Linked DNA regions of Homo sapiens: all the other regions are linked to region 4. Evidence: chromatin contacts called from ENCODE Hi-C or POLR2A ChIA-PET data. All regions are on one chromosome and are shown on one strand. Each heading gives the region's core, a stretch centred on a gene start or an enhancer-like site at or near the end of the contact. The rest is flanking DNA. Distances are from core to core; before and after follow the strand shown.

Region 1 (6,266 bases), core at 179-2,678, 4.2 Mb before region 4:
AGCTGAACCAGCAATTCAGGAAATGGAATTCGTATTTAGAAACATACCACATACAAAATCCGAAGTGGGTGGTTTACAAATGATTAAGGAATGCTAATTTACAGTAAATTGCGTCCTTAAGAGGGCATACACATTAGTTGTACTTATTATATGTCAGTTTGACGTAGGTACTGATTTGTTGCATGTGCTCACAAGTGTTCTATGCTCACCCCCACTTTAGAATGGGAGTATCACAGTGTCATTCTTAATTGGCTTTTAGGTATTACCACCTTGCTCTTGACTGGAAATGCAACTGTGGTTACCACCTGTGCTGCAGGTCCGTCCTGGTTCCCTGATTTGTGTTTCCTGTTCTGCCTGGATCCTGATTCTCAGAAACCAGTTACTGGACTTCTGATCCACATCCTGACCCTGGTCCACTGTGACCCTCAGACTCTTAATTATGCTCCACCAGGTCGTGCCACTGCCCCACTAGTCCATTTGATCTGCCCCCATCCTAGGATATCCTGAGTCTAAGCCCTGGTTTCTGCCAATGGCAAATAGGAAGATTTTATTAACAGGTTTTAAAAAATTATTATTATTACTGGTTATTTGGTTTGACAAGGCACTTAGGCTCCCTGAGCTTTGCCTTAGCTGGAAAATAAGGATAGTATTACTTGCTATTCTATCAACCCTGTAAGATATTTGCGGCCACGCGCGGTAGCGCACCCTGTAATTCCAACACTTTGGGAGGCCGGCGGGAGGGGCAGTGGGGAGGATCGCTTGAACCCAGGAGCAGGAGTTCCAGCCTGAGCAACATAGCGGGACCCCCTGTCTCTTCAAAATTTGTTTTTAAATTAGCAGGGCGTGGTGGCGCAGGCTTTGTAGTCCCAGATACTCTGGAGGCTGAGGCCCAGGAGGACGAGGCTGCAGGGAGCCATGATCACGCCACTGCACTCCACCCTGGGCGACAGAGCGAGACCTTGTCTCAGAAAAAATCTGTGAGGTTAAAAGGCTGTGTGTGTGAAAATATCTTGGAAATTGTAAAGAACTACACAAATATAAGGTTTTCCTGTGATTATTACCGTCATCAAGATTAACCTACAGATAGTGCAAAATTTAAGCTTCCCAAAAAATGTTCGCTAACCTTTTTCATACTTTTAGACCATTACAAGATATAAATAGCAAAGTCAACTGGAATTGTAATTAGAGCTTTGATTTTTCTTGGGCTAGAGGTTTTTTCTGCCATTCTGATGAACCCTGGAGGAAGGGAGCAAGGTCGGCGGGATTTGGCCGAGGGGCGGGGTGAGGACTGCGCAGGCTCAGCTTCTCAGCTGGAAGAGGAAGTCCCGAGTGCAGGCGTCTGCGGCCCCCATGGTGACCAGACCGACTTCCGCCCGACCCGCCCACCTCTACCGGCCCCTAATCCCGCGAGGCGCACCATGGCAACCAGACTTCTGCGTCGCGGAAGCGGGTCCCGCAGGTCGCCACGGTTGGGGGAAACGCGGCGGACGCCGCCCCCGTCCCGAAGGGGACTCGAAAATGTACAGCCAGCGGTTTGGCACCGTACAGCGGGAGGTTAAGGGCCCCACCCCCAAAGTGGTGATCGTGGTAAGCACAGGATATGTCTGCCAGACCCTACAGCTTTCTCCATCTCTCCGCACTCCAGGCCTGGCCTATCCCACTTCGGCCCCCACCCGGGGCCTTCTCGAGGGGAACGGGTGTCGCCTGATGCAGTGGGTTGAATTTTGAAAGAAGGAAGATAAGGTCGCTCACCTATCTACCCCACCTCTCACCCACTCATCTCCCTCTGTTTTCATCCTTACAGCCTTTCATCTGCCCCCAAAGTTATAATATTTAGGTTCTGTTTTTGGAGAATCACCACTAGGGATCTTAGGGTTTTTCAGTCTCCAAGACACCGGAAGGATGTCTGTCCCCCATGCAGTGGCGAGTGTGTGTTATGGAAAGGGCACCCGGCCCAGAGACAGATCTGGGGGCAGGGCGGGCCTATGATTTGGAGCTGGTCTTTCACTCCTAGGAAAATCGTCTGAGGAAGGGGAATTAGGTTGTGAGTGGTTATAGCACCCAACGCCTTTCCTGTGCCAACTCAACCAGTAACCATTGCTGGACAGAAGTGTCCCTTCAGACCTGGGAAAAACTCAGGTGCCTGCCTCTAAGGCTGGAGTGGTAGTAGGCCAGGAAAATGTGCTTGCTGCAGAATTTGATGGTTCCTGCTGAGAACCTCAGACACTATTGGTCCATACATGTAGATTTTTTTGTTTCTACAAATTAGTTTCTACCCACCAGAAAACTAACATGTAGGCAGAGTTATTGCTTGAGCCCCTGCTGTGTGCGCAGTATTGTGGGAGATACAGGGGTGGATACAATGATCCTGGAAGGTTAACTCTTTATTGAAGCCTGAGCCCTCCCTTCAAGGAGCTTATACAAGTCAAGTATCCCTTATCTGAAATGCTTGGGACCAGAGATGTCTAGGATTTCAGATTTTTTTTTTGGATTTTGGAATACTTGCATATACATAATGCAATATCTTGGGGAGGGGACCCAAGTCTAAACACAGAATTTATTTATATTTCATTACCTCGAAGGTAATTTTATTTTCCCCTTGGGGATGCTGAATAAATATGTGTTGTTTGCTTGTGTTTTGACTGTGACCCCTTACATGAGGTCAGGTGTGAAATTTTCCACTTATGTCATCATGTGGGTGCTCAAAAAGCTTCAGATTTTGGAGCATTTCAGATTTCAGATTTTCAAATTAGGGGTGCTCAACTTGTAATCCAATTGCAAAAAAAAACTTAGGTAGAATGAAACCACTAAAGGTTAGCACGGTAAATAATGATGTGCTATATTGTCTGTGATGTCAGTTGATGGATGAAAGATCAGTGATACAGTTTTATTATGCTCCACAGTGCACATAGCAAACTTCAGTCAACCTATAGACCTGCTCCTTCTTTAGGTCCAAGTACTGTAAGATCTGGAGCTGGAAAGCAGTAGATGGGACACATAAGTAGGCTGTAGGGTTCAAGGTGATAATTATAAACACACTTCATGAAGGACAGAAGATCTACTTTGGGTTCTGTATCCAAACACTGGGCTCAGGGGCTGAGCCATTGTTGGGTGCTATTACTTGTGTTGGGAACCAATAAGGAACAGAAAACAAACAAAAACACTAAACCAGAGAAGCGGGCTTATTGAATACTTTGCACCTAAGAAGAATTAAGAGGAAAAGGAGGAGGTTAGAGTTGGTGCATCTGCTCCTCCGGTGTCTGAGTGTGATAAGAAAGATAGATGTTAGAGGTAGCAGAATTGTGTTGCAAGAATTAAAGCCACCAGCAGATGAGACTTGGACCCTAAACAATTCCCCAGGAGAAACCTGTGAAAAATTTAATGTCTGAAGTAATGGGACATCAAAAGGAGCAGCTATTTGATGAGTGTCTCCTAGGAATCCATTAGGAGGATACTTATTTTGCTCATTTGACAGGTGAGAAAACTAAGATTCAAAGAGATTAAGTAACTTGCTCCATTCAATTAGTAATGGACAGAGGCCAGAATCAAACCTAGGATGTAAAGCATTGTTCTTTAAGACAACCGAACTGTAAATTGTAATCCTAATAACTATAACTGGAGATGCTACAATAACAGCCTTCAGTGACCTTGAAAACCCACAGTAGTTAGTAAAATATCCTGTGTTTTCCTGACTTTAGCATGGTTTAGAGCTGTGATGTCCAATAGGTAGCCACTAGTCACACATAGCATTTGAGCACTTGAAATGTGCCTAGAGTCACATATTGACAAGATAACATCTTGGATATATTGGTTAAATAAAATATACTATCAAAATTAACTTCCCCTGTTTCTTTTTACTTTTTTAAATGCAGCCACTTGAAAATTTAGAATTACATATCTGTTTTGCATTATATTTATATTGAACAGTACAGACTTTGAACAATACCACGACTGTGCTGGGATTGGCATCACCTTTTTTGAGAACTCCAGGTCATACCCCTAACTTATCAAGAGATTGGGTCCTTCCCAGACCAGAGTCCTTCACATGATTCCCAAGCCTTAAAAGGCTTCCTGACCCCTTGGGTACTGCTCATGGTATTTGTCACCTCTTCAGCCAAAATATCCCTCAGCCCTGTTTCCTGTCCTGACAACTGGAGCCAGTGTTTCTAGATTTACTTGGTGTTTCATTCCTGTTCTCAGCTCACACTGGGACCCTTAATTCCTGCTGTGTATGCTGCCAAGGGTGCCACTGTGATCCTCCTCTGCTTTATTTTCACAGATCTATATTCATAAAATGCCAACTGTATTGGAGAACAGTCATCTAATTAGCTGGCTCTAGGCTCCAGATAATTATGACATGGATTAGCTACTTTCCATGATATAACCCCCAGCATCATCTTCTGTCTCCTTACCACCCCAGGCTTGCCTTATCTTGTTCAGCTAAATCTAGGTACCTATATGTGTACCCTGAGCCCTGAATCTTTTCATTAAACTGTCTTCAAATGTTGATTTTCTTTCCTCAGGAGACTTCATTACAAACACCTAACCCTAGTATTCTGGTAATCCTGATGGTGATATTCTAAATGTAAAAGATCAGATTGACTCTCTGTCTCTTAAGAGTTTTGTTTCTGTGAATCAGCACCCCAGTATCTCACAACTTACCTAAGGATGACTTGATAAAACTGTTCCTGAAAATACAAAGCTCAAGACTATGGATTTTATGGTGGCTCCAGGAGGTGCAGAAATTGCATCAAGCCCACCCAGCAACATTGTTTCATTCATTCACTCATTCATTCATTCATTTCTATTGAGGACCTCACTGTAGTAGGCATTATGTTCAATGCTAGGAATACAGAAAGGAAAAAGATATAGGCTATGTGATTTCATTAAGTGTATCTATATATATTCAAATGGTACATGCATTTCTAACTTTTTTAGTGGACATTTCTGTAAAAACAGTACATTTATAGAAATTCAAAGTAGCCCAAAAGGTCAGGAACACACTCTTTGCATTAAAACTTCTGGGCACCATAGAAATAGGAATAAAGTTCTACCACCAGCTTTTTTTCTTTTCCCTCCTCTCTTCCTCCCTCACTTCATTTCTTCCTTCTTAGTCAAAGATCTTTCATTATCACAACTCGTTATATATCCATATACATATACACATATATATACACACACACATATACATGTATATACACACATGTATATTTTTTCTATATATTCGCATAGTAGCACCTTTTCATTGAAAGTATTTTGATGTGATAACTATGGTGTCCAACCGTGAGAAATAATGTGGAATAATGAGTGGCAATGTCAAGGTCGGGAATTAGAAGACCTCTAATTCTTGTTTTATCTGCCCTATTTGAAGCAAGTTCAGCAAATCACTTAATGTCTCTGGGTTTGACTAGACAATCTCAACAGAGTCCTGTTCACATTTTTAACTTTGTAATTTCCATCAACTATTTTTCAAATGGCACATTAGAAATATTTGAGACTGTTTTGATGACATCTTAGGTATAGGCTCAGAGAATGAAACAAGTTACTCTTTAGGTGCATAAGCTGTATTCAGTTGTAGTAGGATGTATTAGTTTTTTATACCCAATTTTATTTAGTATGAGTATTGATTGAGAGCATAACTAATTGAAAATATGCAGTTGATTCTTTGGCTTATTATAAGTGATAGTTGGTTTTTGTTTTCAGAGATCCAAGCCTCCTAAAGGCCAAGGAGCTGAGCACCATCTAGAAAGAATCCGACGCAGCCATCAGAAGCATAATGCTATTTTGGCTTCCATTAAGTCAAGTGAGCGGGATCGCTTGAAAGCTGAGTGGGACCAGCACAATGACTGCAAGATTTTGGACAGCCTTGTGCGAGCAAGAATCAAGGATGCTGTGCAAGGGTTTATCATTAACATTGAAGAAAGACGAAATAAGTAAGGCTCACAAACCTGGGACATAAACCATGAAATATTCCTAAAACCACAATTTGAGATTGACCAGTCAAAAATCAAATTTAGCAAGGATCATGGCTGAGATGTTTATATTAAATCCATAGCTATTGCTGGTTAATATTTTTAATATTTTTATTTGTGATAGCCTGTATTTTGATGAAAAACAATATATTGTTTCATATTTCATTATTTTGATTGAAACCTGTTCATTTTACTCTTTTGTTAAAAATATATATTTCGTATCTTATTTGTATGTGATCAAATAAAATATGGTGCAGTTGGTTGGGCTTAGTGGGTCATACCTATAATCCTACC
Region 2 (7,018 bases), core at 2,797-5,296, 4.8 Mb before region 4:
AATTGGTGTTAGTTTAGGACATGTTTTTGACTGGTCTATGACCAAAGGAGGAAAAACTAACACAATGTAATATAGTTTTTCATAATATTAAATTTATTCTGTTTTTATGTTGTAACTATGACCTTCCTACCTTTGTGGTGGTAAAAATGTCCCTTTTTTAAGGAAAGGATCAGGACAGTAGATTGCAGTAGTTTTTTTGTTTGTTTTTTTGAGATAGAGTCTCAAAAATCACTGTCGCCCAGGCTGGAGTACAGTGGTGTGATCTCAGCTCACTGCAACCTCTGACTTCCAGGTTCAAGCGATTCTCCTGCCTCAGCCTACTGAGTAGCTGGGATTATAGGTGTGTGCTACCATGCCCAGCAAATTTTTGTATTTTTAGTAGAGACGGGGTTTCACCATGTTGGGCAGGCTGGTCTCGAACTCCTGACCTCAAGTGATCCATCCACCTCTGGCTCCCAAAGTGCTGGGATTACAGACATGAACCAATGTGCCTGACCAGATTGCAGTAGTGTTTAAGAAGATTCTCAACCTTGACAGAAATAAAAGTTGGAGATCTTACGTCTGGTCCCAATTGTCCCCCACACATAACAGTTTTTTACTTGTTGGCAAAGTCCAAAAGTCTGGAAGCCATTGACTTAGATGTTTCATTTTTCTCATCAATAAAGTGGGGGAGGGGAAACTTGCAGAATTCTGTGTAGTAATGTTGATATATACATATTATTAATAGTGTCAAGCCTTTAGAGCTTTACAATAGCATCACTATAAAGAGCTTGACTACTTGATTTCAAAGTTTGCTTTAAAAAACCCATACGAAATAGTCTAGCAGAGTGGTCAAAGGGCAAGTTCTGGAGTCAAACTGCCTGGATTTAAATCCCGTGGCGAACACCTGTAATCCCCAGCACTTTGGGAGGCCAAGGTGGGTGGGTTGCTTGAGCTCAAGAGTTCCAGGTCAGCCCGGGCAACATGACAAAACCCCATCTCTACAAAAAATTTAAAAACTAGCTGGGGGTAGTGGCACACACCTGCAGTCCTGGCTACTTCAGAGGCTGAGGCAGGAGGATGGCTTGAGCATGGGAGGTTGAGGTTGCAGTGAACCATAACAGCACCACTGCACTCTAGCCTAGGTAAAAGTGAGACCCTCTCTCAAAAACAAAAACAAAACAAAATAAATCCTGGCTTTGCCATTTGCTAGCTCTGTGATGCTGAGTAAATCACAACCTCCCCAATTTGCATTTTCTCATCAGTAAAATGGGAACGTTAAACTACAAGACCTATTTAATAGGCTATTTTAAGATTTAAATTAGATAATTCATTAAGATGCTTATCACAATGCCCTCTAGGTGCTCTAGAAAGGCTAGTTATCATAAGCATTACTATTAGTAGTTGTAGACTAAGGTGGTCACAAGGTGCCTTCTAAATGCCTGCTTGTTTCTGCATCAACATCTTTTAATGATCAAATTAATATAAGAGGCTATAAGGATAATCATGATTAACATTTATTCAAAATATTTCAAATCAAATCTCAAAGTCAAGAATGAGAATCTGGATGGTATACAAATACAGGCAACATCAAATGTCATCCTAAACAAGTATATACAGAATATATTTTTTATCACTTTTGAAATTTGTACATATTGATCAAAGGAGGTACAATATGCCACCATAAAATCAAAATCGTAACTTTCAAATAAAATAGTTAATTTCTAATAAAAGTTATCTTTTTATAAAGTCAATGTAATTTTTATTTAGTGTGAATTTTGTCCTGTAATATTAATCCTTAGTAAATATAGGTTTTAATGTTATTTGTGTTTTAAAATACGGCTAGTTCACCGGGCATGGTGGCTCACTCCTGTAATCCCAGCACTTTGGGAGGCCGAAGGAGGTGGAGCACTTGAGGTCAGCAGTTCGAGACCAGCCTGAAAAACATGGTGAAACCCTGTCTCTACTCAAAATACACACACACACAAATTAGCCGGGCATGGTGGTGCATGCCTGTAGTCCCAGCTACTCAGAAGGCTGAGGCAGAAGAAGCGCTTGAACGCGGAAGGCAGAAGTTGCAGTGAGTGGAGATCGCAACACTGCACTCCAGCCTGGGCAACAAGAGCAAAACTCCGTCTTAAAGAGAATAAAATATGTCTAGTTTGTCTGAAATTCACCAAAATCAATTAGAGTTTTTAACTTAATATACAGATTATACATACATAGCTGTAAGTTTTTAATTTTACAAAAGAAGTTCCCAAATGGTAAATGGGTTTTTTCCTTTATGAATATTTTGTTTTCATAAATATATTAAAAGACAAAAACATATAAACACCCTCTAAGGGTGTCACCCATAAGCAGTTCTCAGAAATAGCTACTAAGCATAAATATATTATTCTCAAGAGAATATTTCTACAGAAGCATAGCCCAACATTTCCTATTAATGCATGATAAAAGTCATATTAGGAGCTAGGCGCGGTCGCTAACGCCTGTAATCCCAGCACTTTGGAAGGTCAAGGTGGGTAGATCACTTGAGGTCAGGAGTTCGAGACCAGCCTGGCCAATACGGCGAAGCCCCCGTCTCTATTAAAATTACAAAAATTAGCTGCCCTCAGGTGATCCACCCACGTCGGCCTCCCAGAAGTGCTGGAATTACATGCGTGAGCCACCGCGAACGGCCTATATGTATGTTTTTAAAAACAACTGTTTCTCTCATCTAATTTACAGAGTATTTGTAAATTGAAAATCAAAATTATGGGTACAACATCGCAATTAGCTTAACAACATGAGCAATGCTTAAGGAGTATACACGTTTAAGGGAGTGGGGGTGGAGGATGCAGCTATGAAGTTAGACCACTTGAGTTTGAATCTAGGCTTTGTCACGTTAAAACTGTGGTCTTAGGCAAGTTACTTAACCTACCTAAACCTTAGTTTCCTGGTTTGTAAAGTGGAGGCAGTAACAGTATCAACCTCAAAGGGTTATTTTGAGATAATCCGTGTAGAAACTAGCGCTCTGCCTGTCACTAGCAATTAATACATGCTACTATTGTTATCGTTATCAACTGCAACACTAACAGAAATAGCAATGCTATTAACCTCTTTGCTTAGAGGTGATAGCCACAAGCATCAGGAAGGTAAATCCACAGACAGAAGATGATAAAACGTTTTGTAAGAAAGCACGTGTTAATTTGATCACGCTTCTCACCACAAGCAACGTAAATTTTCTAGAATTATCTCTGGAACCAAAAAAGAAAGTCGAAACCTAGGACCACCTAGGTAACACCACATGCAGAGATAGTTATCGCCAGCGTGAAAGAAACACCTGCCAATCCCGGTCCACAGATGGCATTTAATAATAGACGGAATCGGTCCAATCTCAGAACTCTCCAGCCCGCAGCAAGTCTTTTTTTAAAGGGAGGAGCCACACACACAGCCTAACTCCTGCCGTTAACTCGGCCCGACTGAATAAAGGAGATAGGCTTGCCAAAGGGTTTCCAGCCACAGAAGTCCTTTTGTGGAGGGGTGCAGAAAGAGCGAGAAAGAGATGCTGGCGTTTGGAGGCCCAGGGCCTCGCTCCCGGGCGAGAGCGGGGCGCCCAGGCACCAGCCGGCGGAGGAACCTGGAAATCGCGCGCCGGGTAGAGCCGCGGCCGCTGGAACCTGGGTCGCCGCGATGTAGCCGGTCCCTCGCCCTCAGCCCGGACTCCGCAGACCGCTTCCCTTCCCCCAGCCCCCACCGCCAGGCCGGGAACGGCGGGGGCCGCACGCGCGGAGGCCGGAGGCGCGGCAGCGCTGGGCTCTCGGGGCCGGGCCAGGGGAGGCCGGCGCCCGCTCCTCTCCCGGACCCCCGCCCGGGCCCCACCGCGCCGGGCCTTACCAGAGGTCTCGCGCCGCGACAGGTGGTACACCCGGCGGAGAGGCCGCGCCCTGCCGCCCGCCCTGGCGATGCTCAGCTCCCGCGCCGCCCGGCCCTCCCCTTCTGCGAGCCTCCCGGAGCCGCCGTCAGCTCAGGCTCACACTGGCGCGGGCGGCCCCACACGCAGAGGCGGCCCGAAGAGCGGCCGAGAGAGGGGAGGGCGCGAGGAGCCGGCCAGCCGCGGGGCCCGGAAGGCGTGGCCCACGGTGGAGACGGACGGGCTCGCGGGCCAATTGGAGGCAGGAACCGGCCGGAGGGGCGGGCTCCGTCTGGAGGCTTAGCTGCCGGCGCTGGGGTTCCTGTCCTCCGCGCCTTCCTCAACCCAGCTCCTGGAGGTTACGGTTCTGAGGCGGGGCGGGCGGCCTCGTGGACGCGATGCTGAGGATGTGAGAAGTGCAGTGCGGAGGAGGAGGTGGAGCTCCGCCGCTCCATGAAGGAAGCCGGGGCTGGCCGACCGCGCCCCCCAGCACTCCTGGCCCGGGGGTCCCAGTCTCCGAACCCGCGGAGGCCAGGGAAGCTGGGAGTTGGGGTCTGTCCTGCCTGAGCCACAGAGGAAGGGGGAGAACGGGAGGGCAGGAGACGGCAAAGGAAGGAAGAAGAGGACCCAGGAAATGCGAGGCTTCCGCACTTCAGCGACGCTTTCACTTTCCGAGCTGTTTTGTGTGCTTAGGACTTGCTCTTCTGCAGAATTCTTTGCCACTCCTCATGGCTGCTGGCAAGGTTATTGGCCTGCGGTGAATTTACCAATCACCTCCACTGTCACAGTCACCATAAATAGATGCTCAATGTTCTGCCTCAGAAAAGCACCGGAACACTTAATTGTCTTGTCCTTGAAAGCCGCAGGGACCGTGCCTTCCAACATCCCTACCCCCGCCCTCCCAACGGTTGTGACATGGGAGGATATTTCTTCACCCTTATTTCAGAAAATGTTATCACCCAAAACTCTTTACTATAATGAGCTTGTGTACTCTTAAAACAAGGCATGGTAATGACAATTTCAAAAATAAGATGTAAAATATAAAAAAAGAGGCAAGGCAGAATAAAATTAAAAGTGATGGAAATGTAGGATTGAGAAGATGGAGTGGAAGTAGGGAAGAGTGAATTGCTCCCTCCTAAACTCTGACAATTAAATAAAATCTGGGGCAATCGCCCCTCTCTGAACATTGAAGGGTGGGGCCTGTGAGGAGGAAACTCCAGTTAGGTGATAATCCATAGGTGTGGTTGCTATAATAACCACCGCAGGCAAGGAGAGGTTATAAATATGAATGACCTAAAGTAACTCTGCTTGCCAGGAACTTACAAGATGCAGCAGGTTGGATGAAGGAAACTAAACATTACCAGTGTCTTTCTACATAAATGCTTCATTAGTAGAGGTGAAATTCTTTTGTCTTTGAAAGACAGTTGTGGGGGTGTTGGGGGGTAGATGGGGAATGGGGAGATGTTGGTCAAAGGGTAAAAAGTTTCAGGAGTAAGTTTTAGAAATATCGCACAGCATGGTGACTATAGTTCATAATGTATATTTCGCAATGGCTGAAAGAGTAGATTTAAAATATTCTCACCAAAAAGAAATAAGCATGTAAGGTGATGGATATATTAGCCTAATTTGATCATTCCACAATGTATTGAAACATTACATTGTATCCCATTGCATTAAAGTATATACATTTTTTTTCTTTCGAGATGGAGTCTTGCTCTGTCGCCCAGGCTGGAGTGCGGTGGCGTGATCTTGACTCACCGAAACCTCCGCCTTGCAGGTTCAAGCGATTCTTTTGACTTAGCCTCCCAAGTAGCTGGGATTACAGGCACCCGCCACCATGCCTAGCTGATTTTTGTGTTTTTAGTAGAGCCGGGGTTTCTCACCATGTTTCCCAGGCTAGTCTCGAATTTCTGGCCTCAAGTGATCTGCTTGCTTCGGCCTCCCAAAGTGCTGGGATTACAGACATGAGTCACCCGCGCCCGACCATAATTATATACAATTGTTTGTCAATTTAAAGAATTTAAGGACAGTTTGTCCTACATTCGAATAATCCCAGATTGAAAGTTGTAGAGAGCTATCATGGAGGGAACTTATTTTGCTTACATTGAAGTCAATTTATTCCTTATTAAATACCCGCTACTGTCAAGGAGGTAGAAACTGCTGTTTTCTGGTCTGCTCTGACAACAATTTCTTTCCCCTTAGCCACTTACAGTGATTGGTCAAAGGCTTCCTAATGAAAACAGAATTCCATCCTGGCTAACTCAGTGAAACCCCGTCTCTACTAAAAATACAAAAAATTAGCCGGGCTTGGTGGCGGCCGCCTGTAGTCCCAGCTTCTCGGGAGGCTGAGGAAGGAGAATGGTGTGAACCCAGGAGGCGGAGCTTGCAGTGAGCTGAGATCACGCCACTGCACTCCAGCCTGGGCGACAGAGGGAGACTCCATCTCAAAAAAAAAAAGAAAAGAAAAAGAAAACAGAACTAACTTTTTCTGCTACTGTGCACACACAGTCACCACAGAACACAATACTTCACCTTTAGTCACCAAAATGTGTGTGGGTTGCTCTTCACCAACAACCAGTTCTTCAGCTGTGACCTGGTGGGTGTCCTATCATTTAACTCAATTCTGATGCTATCTACCAGGAGATAGTGTCGCATCGCACAGGTTGAGGGCTCAGTCTCACAAGAGTGTCCCCCACTTCAGATGCCAGTCACAAGTCCCAGGTTGCCATTACCCTGTCACTGGGTTATATTAATTTGCTAGGATGGCTCACAAAACTCAAGGAAACACTTTACGTACGTTACAAAGGATGTCATAAAGGACACAGATGAACAGCCAGATGGAAGAGATGCATGGGGCACAGTATGTGGCAAGGGGTGTGGAGCTTCCATGCCCTCTCTTGGCTTACCACCCTCCATATGCCTTCACGTGTTCAGCAATCAGGAAGCTCTTTGAACCCTGTCCTTCTGGAGTTTTATGGAGGCTTCCTTACATAGGTGTGATTGATTACATCATTGACCATTGGAGATCAACTCAACCCTTATCTCCTCTTCCTTCCCAGGAGGTCAGGGGGCAGAGGATGGAGCTAAAAGTTCCAATCCTCTAATCACATGGTTGGTTCCCCTGGCAACCAGCCCCCATCCTGAGGC
Region 3 (7,119 bases), core at 560-3,059, 4.9 Mb before region 4:
CATTATGGAAGAAACACTAATTTTAAAAACCGTATTTTTAAATGTTAATCATTTTACAGTTTGGAATATTATGTACTAATCATATCAGAACTTTCCAATATAGAGAGAGTAAGTCCTTAGCATTAAAAAAAAGTTACATTTTAGAACTTCCTAGATTTCAACTGAAATATATATTATCTAGTCTCTGCAGGGTATGGCAAAAGTAATTTATGAAATCCACCATAAAAATTATTCAAATGCCTTGTTCTAAATCTAATTACGAAATTACGCATTTTTTTTTTTTTGATACTAAATGGTTTTTGCCAGCAAAAAGGAGTGAACCTACTTCTTAAAACACCCGAGTAACCAAGCTGCTACTAAGACTAGAAGGATGCTAATTCTGGCAAAAGTCAAAGGTTACTAACAAAAATTAGCTAAGATTATATGTTTGCAGAAAGTCAATTCAGGGTAATTCCGCTATTATCCTGTTGTGTTTATTATTCCTAAATAACTGGCAATTCCACCTTAAACTACGGTGCAAAAACTAAATGCATTAAGAAACTAATTGGGAAATAAATGTGTTTTTTTAAATAAAAACAAACGTACTTAGGTTTTTGAAGGGAAACAGCTATCAATCTTCAACAGGGCTTTTTAAAGCCTCTGCACCAGCAAATAAACCTTTCAGGTTAACTAAACACACTTGTGTCTTTGAAAATCTAGTTTGAGAAATCCTAACAGCAGTTTGGGACAAGTGATGGAGCCACCGCCCTCCACCCTACACCAATTTCACTGTCAGTACATGCAGTGCTAACAGTAAGATCAGCTGTGTCTTTTATTAGGAAGCATGTTTTATTGGGGGCAAGGAGGGGTTCAGTTAGGTGCTAAGAATGTGTCCTGCATACCGCTGTCACTCTCAGTACTCAAAAAGTAAACATATCAAAGCCAGAAGCGTAAACTGGCATGACAAGACTAGGAAGAGAAAGTAGGGGACAAAGACAAAACAGAAATTGGCTGGAGAAAATAAATTTAGACAAACAATTTACAACTTTCACTTAGACCCTAAGGCAACACATTCCAGCCGACCCAACGCGCTCAGCCGGGGCGACCGTGAAACTACTGAGAACAACAAAGAGGAGCGGCGGCCGCGGCAGGAGTCCCGTCCGAGTTTAACTTGATTCTCCCACGAGCTGCAAGCGGAGCTGGGGGCCCGAGGGACGCGAGGCACCGCCGCCCGGCATTCAGCCGGCCCGCCCGGCCCGGCTCGTCAGGCCGCCGCGGTCGCCCTCCCAGAGGATTCCGCGCGCTCCCAGCCGCCGCCGCCGCCGCCGCCGTCGTCGGGAGCCCGCCCCGGGGCGGGGAAGCCACAGGCGGGGTGCGCGGGCCCGGCCGGGGGAAGGGGAGGGGACATGGCGCGGTTACCTGGGCTCGGGCGGTGGCGAGGGGAGTCCGCTCTCCCGCGCTGCTGGTCCGCGGACGCACCGGGCCCGTAGCTTTCCCCGGCGGCCCGGAGAGCTCCTCGGCCCCCGCCCCGAGGCGTCCCGGCCAGGCCGCCCCTCCTCAGCGCCGCGCCGCTGCCCGCGCGGGCCGGACCGCCTCGAGCTCCCGGGCCGCCCTGCGGCGGGGGGCCTCTCTCGCTGGGCGCCTGGCTCCCCTCACCCGCTCCCACCCCCTGGGCGGCCGCGGAGCCTAGGGGAGAGCAGGAAGGGCCTCCCGAGGAGAGCGGGAAGGCGCGAACGCAGGCTCCGCCACCCAAACCGCTCCGTTACCGCAGCGGCGACGACGACCAGGGCCGTGTTGTTGCTGCCAACTTGTCGAGAAGCCACTGAGCATGCGCGCGCGGGGACCACATCCGGGTAATTTCAGGGTTTGGCCCTTTTCCCCCGCAGCTTTCCTTTCTCCCGGCTGCCCCCGCCTCCCGCTCCGAGTGACGGGGAGGGTCGCTCTGCGCAGGCGCCTACAGGGCAGCGCCAGCCGGCGGGCGGCTCTGAATCTGGACCTGGGCCTGGGCCTCAGCGCGGGCGGAGGCGAAGGCCTGTTTGAGGGAGTGGTCGCCGGGGAAATTGGCATCTCGTTGCAAAAAAGTATCCAAGGAGCGCGGGAGAGCTCGGCGTAGAGTGGGCGTCCAGTAAGTGTTTATAAATAGCTATTAGCCCGGCCTTTGTTGTTTTTTTGTTTTGTTCTGTGTTGAGGACCTGCGTAGGCACAAAAATTGGCCTTCAACAGCCAGTCGACAGCTCTGGGGAGAAGGTGGCTAGGTTGTAGGAGTTCACTTCGGGAAGAAACAGACGCTGGCGGCACCTTCCTTCTCTTTCTGGCAGCCCCGAATCACGAGCCCCAGAGGTGTTTACACTCGAGAGACGCACAGGACAGTCAAGGAATCACATATTGAAGAGCCTTGCCAGGCGTTGCAAGTGTGAGTGGATTTTGTTGGAAGAGATGTAGGCGCACTCTCGGAGCTGGAGGCGAACTTCGAATCCTACGACACACCTGTTAACTAGGTTACCTGTTTGTTTGGTGGGGGAAGGCATAGGCTCTGCTTTTGACTTTATGCCTCTTTTATTTCACATTTTTTACAAGACGCATGCATTTCTTTTTCATTTAAAACGCATTAATGATTTATTTTCACCAACCAGGAACTACTTTTAGTCCCTCCAAAACCAATGATTAGCCAGTTCTAAAGTCATTTCTTAGGTCACGTCGCCCAGAAAATCTCTACACCCACCGTACGCCTTCGCCACTCATACTCAGTGCTTCATTCTATCCTCCACATCACCGCCTGGGCCATTCCCTCTTTGACCAGAAAGCCCCTAAAGCTCCAAACTGGTGTTCTCTTACCCCTGGGGTTTATGGAGACCAGTTTTAAGGGAATTCATTTCCACATCTTCCATTGCTATATATTCTATTTTCTAAACTTGCCCAGCTTGAGAAAGGAGCTGAGGACACAGCATCCCCTTTCAAAACTGTCCTCCCACCTTACAGAAGAAAGTCAAAATTCTCACCCACTACTAAGGTGCATGGGATCAATGCAGAACCTCCCCAGCAATCCAAAAGGGACAATTCAAAAATCGGTATCTATGCTGAGAAAGTAAATGACCTTAGTGAATGGATATTAAATTATTTTTCAAGTCAGATAGTTTTCAAATCTTTTCTGTCAACAAAACTGAAGGAAGATCTGTCAGCTGATAGATTACAAAACATGATTTGGTAACAGATCAATATGTGAATCTTAGGTAATATACCTCAGAAGAAGTTTTTAAGAAATTGAGACATTGTTATAACTAAACTTCTTCTATTCCGTCTGTATTAGTTACCTATTGCTGTATAACAATCTCACCACAAATATAGAAGCCTAAAACAACAAACATTTATGATCTTACAGATTCTCTGAGTCAGGATTCCAGGCATGGCTTAGCTGGGTCCTCTACAAAGTGAGGCTGGAACAAAGGATCTGCTTCCAAGTTCATGTGGTTGTTGGCACCATTCAGTTCCTTGCAGGCTACAGGACTGAGGGCCTTAGTCCTTTGCAGGCTGTTGGCTGGAGACCCCCTCTGTTCCTTGCCATGTGGTGCTCTCCATAGGGAAGCTAACAATATGGCAGCTTGCCTCTTCGAAGCCAGCAACGGGAAGAGTCTCAGCAAGACACTGGTTTCAATCTTATGTAACATCATCACATACACAGTATCACTCATACTCTGTCACCTTTGCCATACATTGCTGGCCAGAAGCAAATCACAGGCGCCACCTACATTGAAGGGGAAGGAAACACACAAAAGCTTGAACACCAGGAGGTGGGAATCATATGGGGCCTCTTTAGAGTCTACCACACCATGTATTTATTTATGCAAATGATATTCCCTGTAAGCTCAACCTCTTCTCAGAATTTCCCTTCAGGTTCCCTTCACCTTTTTACTTAAGGAAACCCAACTTTGCCCTGGGACACTGCTCCTCCTTCCACCTCTCAAGTAGTGGCAACTGTGTTTTCTTTCTTTTGTTTTTTTTTTTTTTTCATTTTTAAAATAGATCAGTTTTATTCTGCTAGTTCCATAAAAACAATGTAAACGCAAGCGTTCTGTACATCTTGCTGGTGAATTCACATAACGTTTAGTTTCCTGATCCTTGACCTCCTCGTCTTCTCCAGTTATTTTCTGTTTGGACTACTGGCCACAGGAGTGGAGTGGGATTGGGGCTTAGGAGAGACCAATGTGGCCTTTTGGTATGACTTGTTTTATTGCTTGCCCTCTCAGCACACTCCTGTTACTCCTAACACAAAGGTTGAGATTTAAGCCCTTAAACCTGTAGGTTTCACCGTCAGCTTTTTCTTTTTTTTCTTTTTTTTTGGCATAGGCATTACTAGGGACGTGAATGGGAGACTGGTATAGAAAGTGGTGAGGAGCCGAAGCCAACAAATTGCTTTAAACACAAGATGAAAATGCTCTGTTCTGTCCTCACGAAGAATCACCTAATACTGGTGTGAGGCATCTCACTTAGCTGTAGAAAAGTCCTTGGAATTAGATCTCAGATAGTTCCAGCTTTAAGACAGTAAAACCTTTTGGCAATGGGCTAATTGCCTTAAAGGAAAGAAGAGTTCTTACTTGAAAGACCTTGCAGGTGGAGAAATTGTCCTACAAAGATTCTTGGAAATGTTAGTGGAGATAACTGACATGGGTAGCTGTGGGACAACCAGGAACTGTCAACAGCCCGATCTCAGCAAAACCAGAACAGCCAGTTAATAGTTCTTCAGTTCTCTGATGGTCACAAATGTAATTTTATTTTATTTAGCCTTGTGGAGGTTCTGCAACAAATGTAATTTTAAAGGAATTGGGAGCCAGAAAGATAAATGCAACTCCTTCAACTATGTGACAGGGCAGACTGGTTAATCTGGGTTCCCAGAGTGTGGAGCAAGTGCCCTGTATCAGAGAACAGCCCAGGGGGAACTTGCATGATGCCGAACCCCACAGGACAGAACTACTTCCGGCAACTGTGTTTTCAACCTTCAGCTTCTTAGTGCCTGGAGGTGAGATAGGTTTCCTTCTTGCTTCTCAACATTGCTTCCAGGTCATCCCCCTCCTCCTCTAAACCGGCAGCTTTAAATCTTGCTGTCCGATACCTCTATCGCTGACCTCACCCCGCTTCATCTCTGCACAATTTGCTCCTGACATTCACTCCAATGCCACTTCTGTCCTAGTGGTAGGTGGTTATAAGATCTTCCCAGTACCCTGGCCTCTCAGTTCCTTTTCTTCTTCTCAAGGATCTTCTTCATTGCTTCAATTTTATGATCTTACAGTTTCTCTGGGTCAGGAGTCCAGGCGTTGCTTAGCTGGGTCCTCTACAAAGTGAGGCTGGGATAGCGGATCTGCTTCCAAGCTCATGTGGTTGTTGGCAGCATTCAGTTCCTTGCAGGCCTCAGGACTGATAGCCTCAGTCCTTCCTGGCTGTTGGCTGGAGACTCCCACTGTTCACCATTAACCTCAGGTAGACCCTTAGTGCTGTTCAGCAATTCTCTTATACTTCCCTGATCCACTCTTCTGGATTTTATACCTTCTCTGTCCTCTAACTTACACATCCTCCCCTTGATCATTCTAGATTTTGTACCTTCTCTAACTTCAAACTTGCACATATCCTAACTCAGCCACTTCCTCCCATGGTCATAATCACCGTAGCCTTATCAAACTCTGCAACTTCTTCATTATCTCAGTTTCAAACATCTCACACCCTGATCACTACCTCAGTTTTCCAGATCACTCCCTATAGTACTCTAACTGCAACAATTCTTGAACCCTCATATCTGCTGTCACCCAGCCTCAACCCCCAGCCAATCACAATCACTCTTACACATGCCCTCAGCCCCCTTGCCTTTTTTTCCCTTTGTTGTGCTTGCTTGGCAAAGCCACAACCCTGATTCAAGCTGGCACCCATGCATCTGAATGTGGCGAGAGAAGAACACAATCACACTGACTACCTTCACTTTAATTTCATCACCATGAACCTCAGATAGACCCTTAATGCTGTCCAGCAATTCTACTTCCCGCCTCCATTCTTCTGGATTTTGTACGTTCTCTGTCCTCTAAGTTGCATGTCCTCTCCTCAATCATTCTCAATTAATAGCCTTGTTTAGAAAATTGAAGCAATGAGAGAAAAAATTCCACAGAATCTCAGCATCACCCACACCCACATACCAGCCTCTACTTTGCCTTCCCCACCCTCACATGGTTGAATTGCCGTGCTCCTAGCTAAAGGAGTATTGTCACCAAGACATAGATTCCAGTACTATCTTGCCTAATCAAGATCCTCACTGTCACTCCAGCAATTATCCGCCTATTCTGTTTTATCAGTATTTCTCTACTGGGTCATTCTGATAAGCTTACAAGCAGCTGTGATTTTTCCAATCCTACAGATTCTTCTCTTTGACCTATTTCTACTGTCAGCTATCACCTATTTCTCTACTCCCTTTACAACAAAACTTCTAAAAGAGTTTTCTATACTTTGTCTGCAGTTCTTCTCCCATTCTGCAACAGCAGAATACATCCCATACAATACCATTTATACAAAGTTCAAAAACATGTCAAGCATGATACGTATGTTAAGACTCCATACATATGTAGTAGAATCATTACATGCGAGGTACACATGTGGCGTATTTTAGGTCATCAGCTGAGTGTTAGGTTTCCCATCCTCTCTTAAACTCCATTCATGCTTTCATCCTTACTACCGTATCAAAACCACTCTTGTGAAGGCCAACAAGGAACTTCACATTGGCTAAACCCAATGATCTAGTCTCGGTTCTCATCTTATCTGTAACAGCTGACACAGCTCATCACTTGATTCTCTTTTTTTAACCACATCCTCTTGGTTTTCCTCCTTCATTCGTGGTTCCTCCTTCCCTGTCTTCTTTGCTGGGTTCCATCTCTTCTCTCAGACCCCTTAACTGGGGCTTATTCCCTGAACTCTTTATTTTTTTGAGACAGAGTCTCTCTCTGTCACCCAGGCTGGAGTGCAGTGGCATGATCTCGGCTCACTGCAACCTCTGCCTCCCAGATTCAAGCAATTCTCCCTGCCTCAGCCTCCCAGGTAGCTGGGATTACAGGCGCCCACCACCACACCTGGCTAGTTTTTGTATTTTTCCGTAGACAGGGTTTCGCC
Region 4 (7,286 bases), core at 3,626-6,125:
CTAGCATGCAGGGATAATTTTTTTATTTTTAGTAGAACGGGGGGTTTCACCACGTTGATCAGGCTGGTCTCAAACTCCTGACCTCAAGTGATCTGCCTGCCTCGGCCTCTCAAAGAGCTAGGATTACAGGTGTGAGCCAACACACCCAGCCTAAAATGATTTTCTTTTCAAAGGAAACTTACTAGCAAGCCAAGCTTATTTATTATTTATTTTATTTTATTTTTAGAGACAGGGTCTTGCTCTTTCGTCCAAGCTGGAGTATAGTGGTGATCACAGTTCACTGCAACCTTGAACTCCTGGGCTCAAGCAATCCTCCCGCTTCAGCCTCCTTAGTAGCTGGGACTATAGGCGTGCACCACCACACCCAGCTAACTTTTTGTATTTTTTGTAGAAAGAGGGTCTCACTATGTTGCCCAGGCTGTTTTTGAACTCCTGGCCCCAAGTGATGCTCCCACTTGGGCCTCTCAAAGTGCTGGGATTACAAGCATGAGGCACCACACCCAGCCTGTCTTGCTTATTCTTTTTGCTTCAAACATATCTCTGCTCTGGCTGGATGCGGTGCCTCACACCTATATTCTCAGCACTTTGGGAGGCCGAGGCAGGTGGATCACCTGAGGTCCGGAGTTCAAGACCAGCCTGACCAACATGGCAAAACCCCATCTCTACTAAAAATACAAAAATTAGCCAGGCATGGTGGCACGTGCCTGTAATCCCAGCCACTTGGGAGGCTGAGGCAAGAGAATCACTTGAACCCTGGAGGCAGAGTTTGCAGTGAGCTGAGATTGAGACACTGCACTCCAGCCTGGGCGACAGAGTGAGAATCCACCACAAAAAACAAAAAAAAACAAAAACTAAATATATCTCTGCTCTGTAACCAAATTTCAGATAAACTGGTGCAGCCCTTCAGTATGGGGCAAAAAAAGTTATCTTTATGTCTTTTGTCCACTTTTATCACTACAAATTTTACAAAATATCCCTGCAATTTTTTTTTTTTTTTGAGAGGGAGTCTTGTGCTGTTGCCTAGGCTGGAGTGCAGTTGAGCAATCTCGGCTTACTGCAAGCTCCGCCTCCCGGGTTCACGCCATTCTCCTGCCTCAGCCTCCCGAGTAGCTGGGACTACAGGTGCCCGCCACCACACCCGGCTAATTTTTTGTACTTTTAGTAGAGACAGGGTTTCACCATGTTAGCCAGGATGGTCTCGATCTCCTGACCTCGTGATCCGCCCACCTCAGCCTCCCAACGTGCTGGGATTACAGGCATGAGCCACCATGCCCGGCCTTTTTTTTTTTTTCAGACAGAATCTCACTGTGTTGCCCAAGCTGGAGTGCAGTGGTCACTGCAACCTCCATCTCCCAGGTTTAAGTGATTCTCGTGCCTCAGCCTCCTAAATAGCTGGGATTACAGGCATGTGCCACCATGCCCAGCTAAAGATGGGGCAGGGGGTGCAGGGATCTCGATATGTTGGCCAGACTCATCTTGAACTCCTGACTTCAAGTGATCAACCTGCTTCAGCCTCCCAAAGTGCTGGGATTACAGGTGTGAGCCACCATGCCGGCTAATTTTGTTGTTATTGTTGTTGTTGTTTTGAGATAGTCTCACTCCTGTCGCGCATACTGAAGTGCAGAGGCGCAATCTTGGCTCACTGCAACCTCCACCTGGCTCACTGCAACCTTCACCTCCTGGATTCAAGCGATTCTCCTTCCTCAGCCTCCTGAGTAGCTGGGGTTACAGGTGTGCACCACCACCCCCAGCTAATTTTTGATTTTTTAGTAGAGACGGGGTTTTGCCATGTTGGCCAGGCTGGTCTTGAACTCCTGACCTCAGGCGATCTGCCTGCCTTGGCCTCCCAATGTGCTAGGATTACATGCGTGAGCCACCATGCCCGGCCTTGTTGTTTTTAGAAACGATATTTTTTCCTGTTAGCTTGTGAAAGTTGATTGGGTCATTCTTGTCATCCCCAACTAAAACAGTGTCAAGAGGTAAAGGGAAAAAAAAGCACTCAGGGCACATAACATTGCTCCAAAAATGTAATTATCTGTAAGCCTGGCTGCTGAAACTGCCCGCTATAACCTAAACCAGTTTTTTTGTTTGTTTGTTTTGAGATGGAGTCTCACTCTGTCGCCCAGGCTGGAATGCAATGGCATGATTTTGGCTCACTGCAACCTCTGCCTCCAGGTTCATGTGATTCTCCTGCCTCAGCCTCCCAAGTAGCTGGGATTACAGGCACCCGCCAACATACCCAGCCAATTTTTGTATTTTTAGCAGAGACGGGGTTTCATCATGTTGGTCAGGCTGGTCTTGAACTCCTGACCTCAGGTGATCCACCCGCCTCGGCCTCCCAAAGCGCTGGGATTACAGGCGTGAGCCACCGTGCCCGGCTGACCTAAACCAGTTTTATCTAATTAGCTGCTAAAAACAACCTGCAGTGACTCTAAGGATCGTTTTACCTAGTTGCCATTACTTGCCAATCAAAACTTGCCAGCTCCCCAAAACCTTACTAGTGACAATGAACTTTCTTAAAGAACAATATACAACAGTTCTCTTTTTTTGTTGTTTGTTTTGATATAGGGTCTTGCTTTGTTGCCCAGGCTGGAGTGTTCCGGTGTGATCACAGCTCACTGCACTCCCAAACTCCTGGGCTCAAGTGAACCTCTCATCTTGGCTTCCCAACGTGTTGGGATTACAGGCATGAGCCACTGTTCCTGGCTATATTTCTCTTTTACAAAAATAAAACCTCTAACCATCTGTTTGTTCTTCTGACGTACCAAAGACCACCCTGTTTGTGTGTATGCCCTGAATGGCAATTATTGCTTCCCAAATGTTTTAAATTTATAGATTTGTCTCTGTATTTTATTTTACTTGGACAGCCTTTTTCTTTTTCTTTTCTTTTTTTCTTTCTTTTTTTTTTTTTTTTTTTTTAGATGGAGTTTCACTTTTATTGCCCAGGCTGGAGGACAGTGGTGCAATCTGGGGCTCACTGCAACTTCTGCCTCCCGGGTTAAAGCAATTCTCCTGCCTCAGCCTCCCCAGTAGCTGGGATTACAGGTGCCCGCCCCCATGCCGGGCTAATTTTTGTATTTTTAGTAGAGATGGGGTTTTGCCATGTTGGCCAAGCTGGTCTCGAACTCCTGACCTCAGGTGATCCACCCGCCTCAGCCTCCCAAAGTGCTGGGATTACAGGCGTGAGCCACTGCGCCTGGCTTGGACAGCCTTTTTGTACCCCTGATTCCCAGGAGAACTGCTGCTCTATTTTCCCATGGCTTACCTTGAAAAGAGTAGGATACTAGAGAAAAGGATGGCTAATCACGTGTTTACAAGCCATGTTTCAGGAGATGACCCTTGTAGCCCGGATATTTATTTGCCTCACCAAAATTCAGGTTCTAGGTGTAAGCCAGGATTTGGGGGATGGAACTGAAAATGCTTCTCCAAACGGTGAAAAGCGGGCCCAGCGCAGAGGCTGAGGAGGAAGGATCACTTGAAGCCAGGAGTTCGAGACCAGCCTGGGCAACATAGAGAGACCTCCCCCCACGCCCTGCCCACCACCGCCGTCTTTACAAAAAAATTAGCCAGGCATGGTGGTGGGACCACAGGGGCACAGGCTGAGGTCAGAGGATTGCTCCAGCCCAGGAGTTCCAGGCTGCAATGAATGGTGATAAACCCACTGCACTCTTTCCTGGGCAACAGAGTGAGACCCTGTCTTAAATAAAATAAAATAAATAAATAAAAAAAAAAGAAAAGTGAAGGCAACGTTAATAAGTGTCCACTATGACATAATAATAACCAGCATCACACACACACACAAATCTTGCATATATCACAAAAATCTCAGTATGGTAATTCTGTGGAGAAAAAAAAAAAGCCCATCCAGGTAAGCATAGAAAGTGTTTTTTCATCATCTCCCTTTGACTCCAAATGAAGAAGCAGAGTTCCCAATAGCATGAACTAGATGTTGGCAGAGGAAAAAGCGAGTCCTCGTCCTATCCTGGTGTAAACTTCTGATTCTGGACAATTCTCAGTAGGATTGGCAATGACTCTTCTAGGCCTCCTTGTGATTGTTGATATATTTTTTTTAATTTAAAGTTCCGGAATACATGTCCAGGACGTGCAGGTTTGTTACACAGGTAAATGTGTGCCATGGTGGTTTGCTGTAACTATCATCCCATCACCTAGGTATTAAGCTCCGCATGTATTAGCTATTTATCTTGATGCTCCCCTCCCCCGGTTATCAGGATTTTTAAACAGTTTGCTCTAATTCACTGACAGGATTCTTTTAGAATGAATCTAAAAAAGCTGGGAATCTTTAACCTGAGCGCAGATCGGATCACGTGGAACGGTGCTGGTGTTTGTTAAAAATTCAGATTGCCCCGAATTTTCGACTCAGAGGGTCTGAAGTGGGGCTAAGATCTGCAGATTAACGGGCTCCGTGGGAGGCTCCCTGCTGGTGGCCAGTCCCGGGGTTTAGCTGTTCACTGTTGCTACTCGTGCTAAACCACGGTCTAACACTACCGACACTATTAATCGCCCTGGTCCTCAAGACAGCCGCGACCCCAGACGGGTGAGGCCCTCATCCTCTAGCACCAGATGGGGCCTGGGAACTGCTGCTTAGCAGATTCAGCTACCCACGTGGTCACCCGGGGCAACCACAAGGTCGACTCAAAAGACCAAAATAAATGTATAACGAATGCCAGGACCAAAGCCGGAATATATCTAATCATTCATTTTGAGGTTTAAACTTAAAAATGTTACATAAAAAAATAAGTAACCTGCCAAAAAATGCAGAGTGGCGGCGGGGGCGGGGGGAGAGGTGGTGAACGCGAGGGGCAGTACTTCCGGGTCAGGTGGGCCGGCTGTCTTGACCTTCTTTGCGGCTCGGCCATTTTGTCCCAGTCAGTCCGGAGGCTGCGGCTGCAGAAGTACCGCCTGCGGAGTAACTGCAAAGATGCTGTCCGTGCGCGTTGCTGCGGCCGTGGTCCGCGCCCTTCCTCGGCGGGCCGGACTGGTGAGCACCGAAGGCCGGCATGATGCAGGCGGCCGGGTGGGGCTGCAGGGTGGTGGTGCGCCGGCTCGGGCGCTCTCTGCAGGAGGGCGAGGGGCTGTGGCGAATGCCGCCATCTTGCACCCGTGGCTTCTCCGGCTGGACAGAGCAGGCGACACAGGTGCCCTTTTGCTCGTCACCTGCGCAGAGGCAGAATGGTACAGGGCAGACAGTTAACTCGATGGTGTCCAGAGACAGGGCCTCAAGATTCCTGTCTTCGGCTGACAGCGGCCCTAGAAGGGGGATCTTGGGTGAAGGTCAGGGCTTGGGCGCTAGCTCTCCGAGGCCTGTTCTGAATCGGTGAGGTTCCTCTCTTTCGATTCTTAGGGTCGCGTCCCGCTGAAGGTCAGAAAACTGCTGTCAGCTCTTGTTGAAGCTAGTCAGTGGAGTCTGACATTGTGTGAAGGTCAGCAGGCCCAGCATTTCACCTCTGCCTGGAGCTCAGTTTAGAGGAAAGGAATAAATGAAGGTGGTTTTTGGAATACTTACGTAGGCTTTCTCTTAGTGCTGAATACGAAACGACCGTGAAAACGTCCTGCAGGTGCAAAGAACCATTTCATGTGGCCAGCACTGTGACAACAGTGAAGCTGGTTTCTAAATTGTCTCTCCGGCAGAGTGTGTGCTTTGTGGCACTTGGACGTGTTTAAAGAATTTGTCCTTGAGTTTTCCACCTGGTTTTGAGTAATTTTTAGTGATGGAGAATTCAAGTAAAAGAGAACAAGGTTGGAAAATGGCTGTAAGGATTAATACCCTTCGTTATTTGTTTCCCTTGAAATTAACATGATTTCAGTGTAAACGCATTGACACTGACACTTTTTTTTTGTTCTAAAAGTAATCTCAATTTGAAAGGTGAAATAAACATGTTGGCTGTTTTGCTGCCTTAACAACCGCTGGTAGCATCTTGGGTTTCTGTTAACAAAAAAGCATTTTTAACGGTTTTCATCTAGCTCCTATGGAAGGTAGAGGCTTCAGAATTGACAGTGACCAGTCGCAGTATTACAACTTGAAGGAGAAACTGAAGGAAGTTCCAGGTGGCTGCAGGATTTGTTGAGAGAGTAAAATAAGTCCACATGCCACAACTCTTGGTTTCTAATCTAACTCTAGCATTTATTCAGTTTTTGTTTGCTTGTTTTTTTTTTTTTTTTTTTTTTTTGAGATGGTGTCTCGCTCAGTCGCCCAGGCTGGATTGCAATGGCGTGATCTCCGCCCACTGCAACCACCGCCTCCCAGGATCAAGTGATTCTCCCACCTCAGCCTCCCGAGTAGCTGGGATTACAGGCACCCGCCGTCATGCCCTGCTACTTTTTGTAGTTTTTCGTAGAGACGGGGTTTCACCATGTTGGCTAGGCTGGTCTTGAACTCCTGACGTCAGGTGATCCGCTCGCCTCGGCCTTCTGAAGTGCTGGGATTACAAGCATGAGCCGTCGTGCCCGGCCGCTTGTTGTCGTTGTTGTTGTTGTTGTTTTTAAGTAAAATTGGAACTACTTTGAGTTTTGCCCCTTGTAGGAAGCTGTTTATCTTAGAATTCCTGCAACTCCATTAAAATACATCTAAAGTCAAAATAATAAAAATTGGGTACCTTTAAAGGGAAAGACACTTACATTTTGTTAACAGTTGCTTTTTTTTTTTTTTTTTGAGACGGAGTTTTGCTTTTGTCGCCCAGGCTGGAGTGCAGTGGCGCGATCTTGGCTCACCACAACCTCTGCCTCCCAGGTTCAAGCGATTCTCCTGCCTCAGCTTCCCGAGTAGCTGGGATTACAGGCATGTGCCACCACGCCCAGCTAATTTTGTATTTCTAGTAGAGACGGGGTTTCTCCATGTTGGTCAGGCTGGTCTCCAACTCCCGACCTTAGGTAATCCGCCCGCCTTGGCCTCCCAAAGTGCTGGGATTACAGGCATGAGCCACCGTGCCCTGCCAATAGTTGCTTTTTAAAATACTGACTGCCAGGCCGGGTGCAGTGGCTGACGTCTGTAATTCCAGCACTTTGGGAGGCCAAGGTGGGTGCATCACCTGAAGTCAGGAGTTCGAGATCAACCTGGCCAACATGGCGAAACCCTGTCTCTACTAAAAATAAAAAAATTAGCCGGGCATGGTGGTGGTCGCCTGTAGTCCCAGCTACTCAGGAGGCCGAGGCATGAGAATCGCTTGAACCTGGGAGGTGAAGGTTGCAATGAGCCAAGATCGTGCCCCTGCACTCCAGCTTGGGTGACAGAATGAGACTCCGTCTCAGAAGGAAAAAAAAAATGTGTG

What was found. A loop is a pair of places that touch in the nucleus more often than their neighbours do. ChIA-PET counts read pairs that join two places held with the same protein, here RNA polymerase II (POLR2A). Pooled maps may share reads with other maps.
Region 1: a pooled map shows a loop between it and region 4 (4-fold over the local background). The contact joins the promoter of CFAP53 here to the promoter of ATP5F1A in region 4. A Hi-C loop is called at or near these places in 8 of 50 pooled maps.
Region 2: a loop to region 4 is called in a map of CD4-positive, alpha-beta T cell, with 7 times the contacts of the local background. The contact joins the promoter of ME2 here to the promoter of ATP5F1A in region 4. A Hi-C loop is called at or near these places in 2 of 168 maps with a recorded cell type or tissue (CD4-positive, alpha-beta T cell and naive thymus-derived CD4-positive, alpha-beta T cell) and 7 of 50 pooled maps.
Region 3: a loop to region 4 is called in a map of CD8-positive, alpha-beta T cell, with 8 times the contacts of the local background. The contact joins the promoter of SMAD4 here to the promoter of ATP5F1A in region 4. A Hi-C loop is called at or near these places in 1 of 168 maps with a recorded cell type or tissue (CD8-positive, alpha-beta T cell) and 11 of 50 pooled maps. POLR2A ChIA-PET finds 5 or more read pairs at or near these places in 2 of 52 experiments (activated CD4-positive, alpha-beta T cell and activated T-cell).

What each region holds. Positions count from the first base shown.
Region 1 is chr18:50,261,657-50,267,922 of GRCh38, reverse strand. CFAP53 (cilia and flagella associated protein 53) reads left to right here and starts at 1,428. Exons shown (of 8, transcript NM_145020.5): 1 at 1,428-1,587; 2 at 5,704-5,933. The coding sequence starts at 1,519. It also overlaps a transcript of MBD1 not described here. RefSeq lists enhancers at 1,463-1,532, 1,703-1,832, 1,179-2,024.
Region 2 is chr18:50,876,146-50,883,163 of GRCh38, reverse strand. ME2 (malic enzyme 2) reads right to left here and starts at 4,046. Exons shown (of 16, transcript NM_002396.5): 1 at 3,856-4,046. RefSeq lists a silencer at 3,658-4,217 and an enhancer at 3,756-4,257.
Region 3 is chr18:51,024,903-51,032,021 of GRCh38, reverse strand. SMAD4 (SMAD family member 4) reads right to left here and starts at 1,809. Exons shown (of 12, transcript NM_005359.6): 1 at 1,399-1,809. LOC107985152 (a long non-coding RNA gene) reads left to right here and starts at 1,928. Exons shown (of 4, transcript XR_007066370.1): 1 at 1,928-2,104. RefSeq lists a silencer at 1,195-1,774 and enhancers at 1,580-2,198, 2,055-2,224, 3,860-3,959.
Region 4 is chr18:46,095,885-46,103,170 of GRCh38, reverse strand. ATP5F1A (ATP synthase F1 subunit alpha) reads left to right here and starts at 4,875. Exons shown (of 12, transcript NM_004046.6): 1 at 4,875-4,999. The coding sequence starts at 4,940. RefSeq lists enhancers at 5,210-5,359, 4,276-5,475, 5,450-5,509.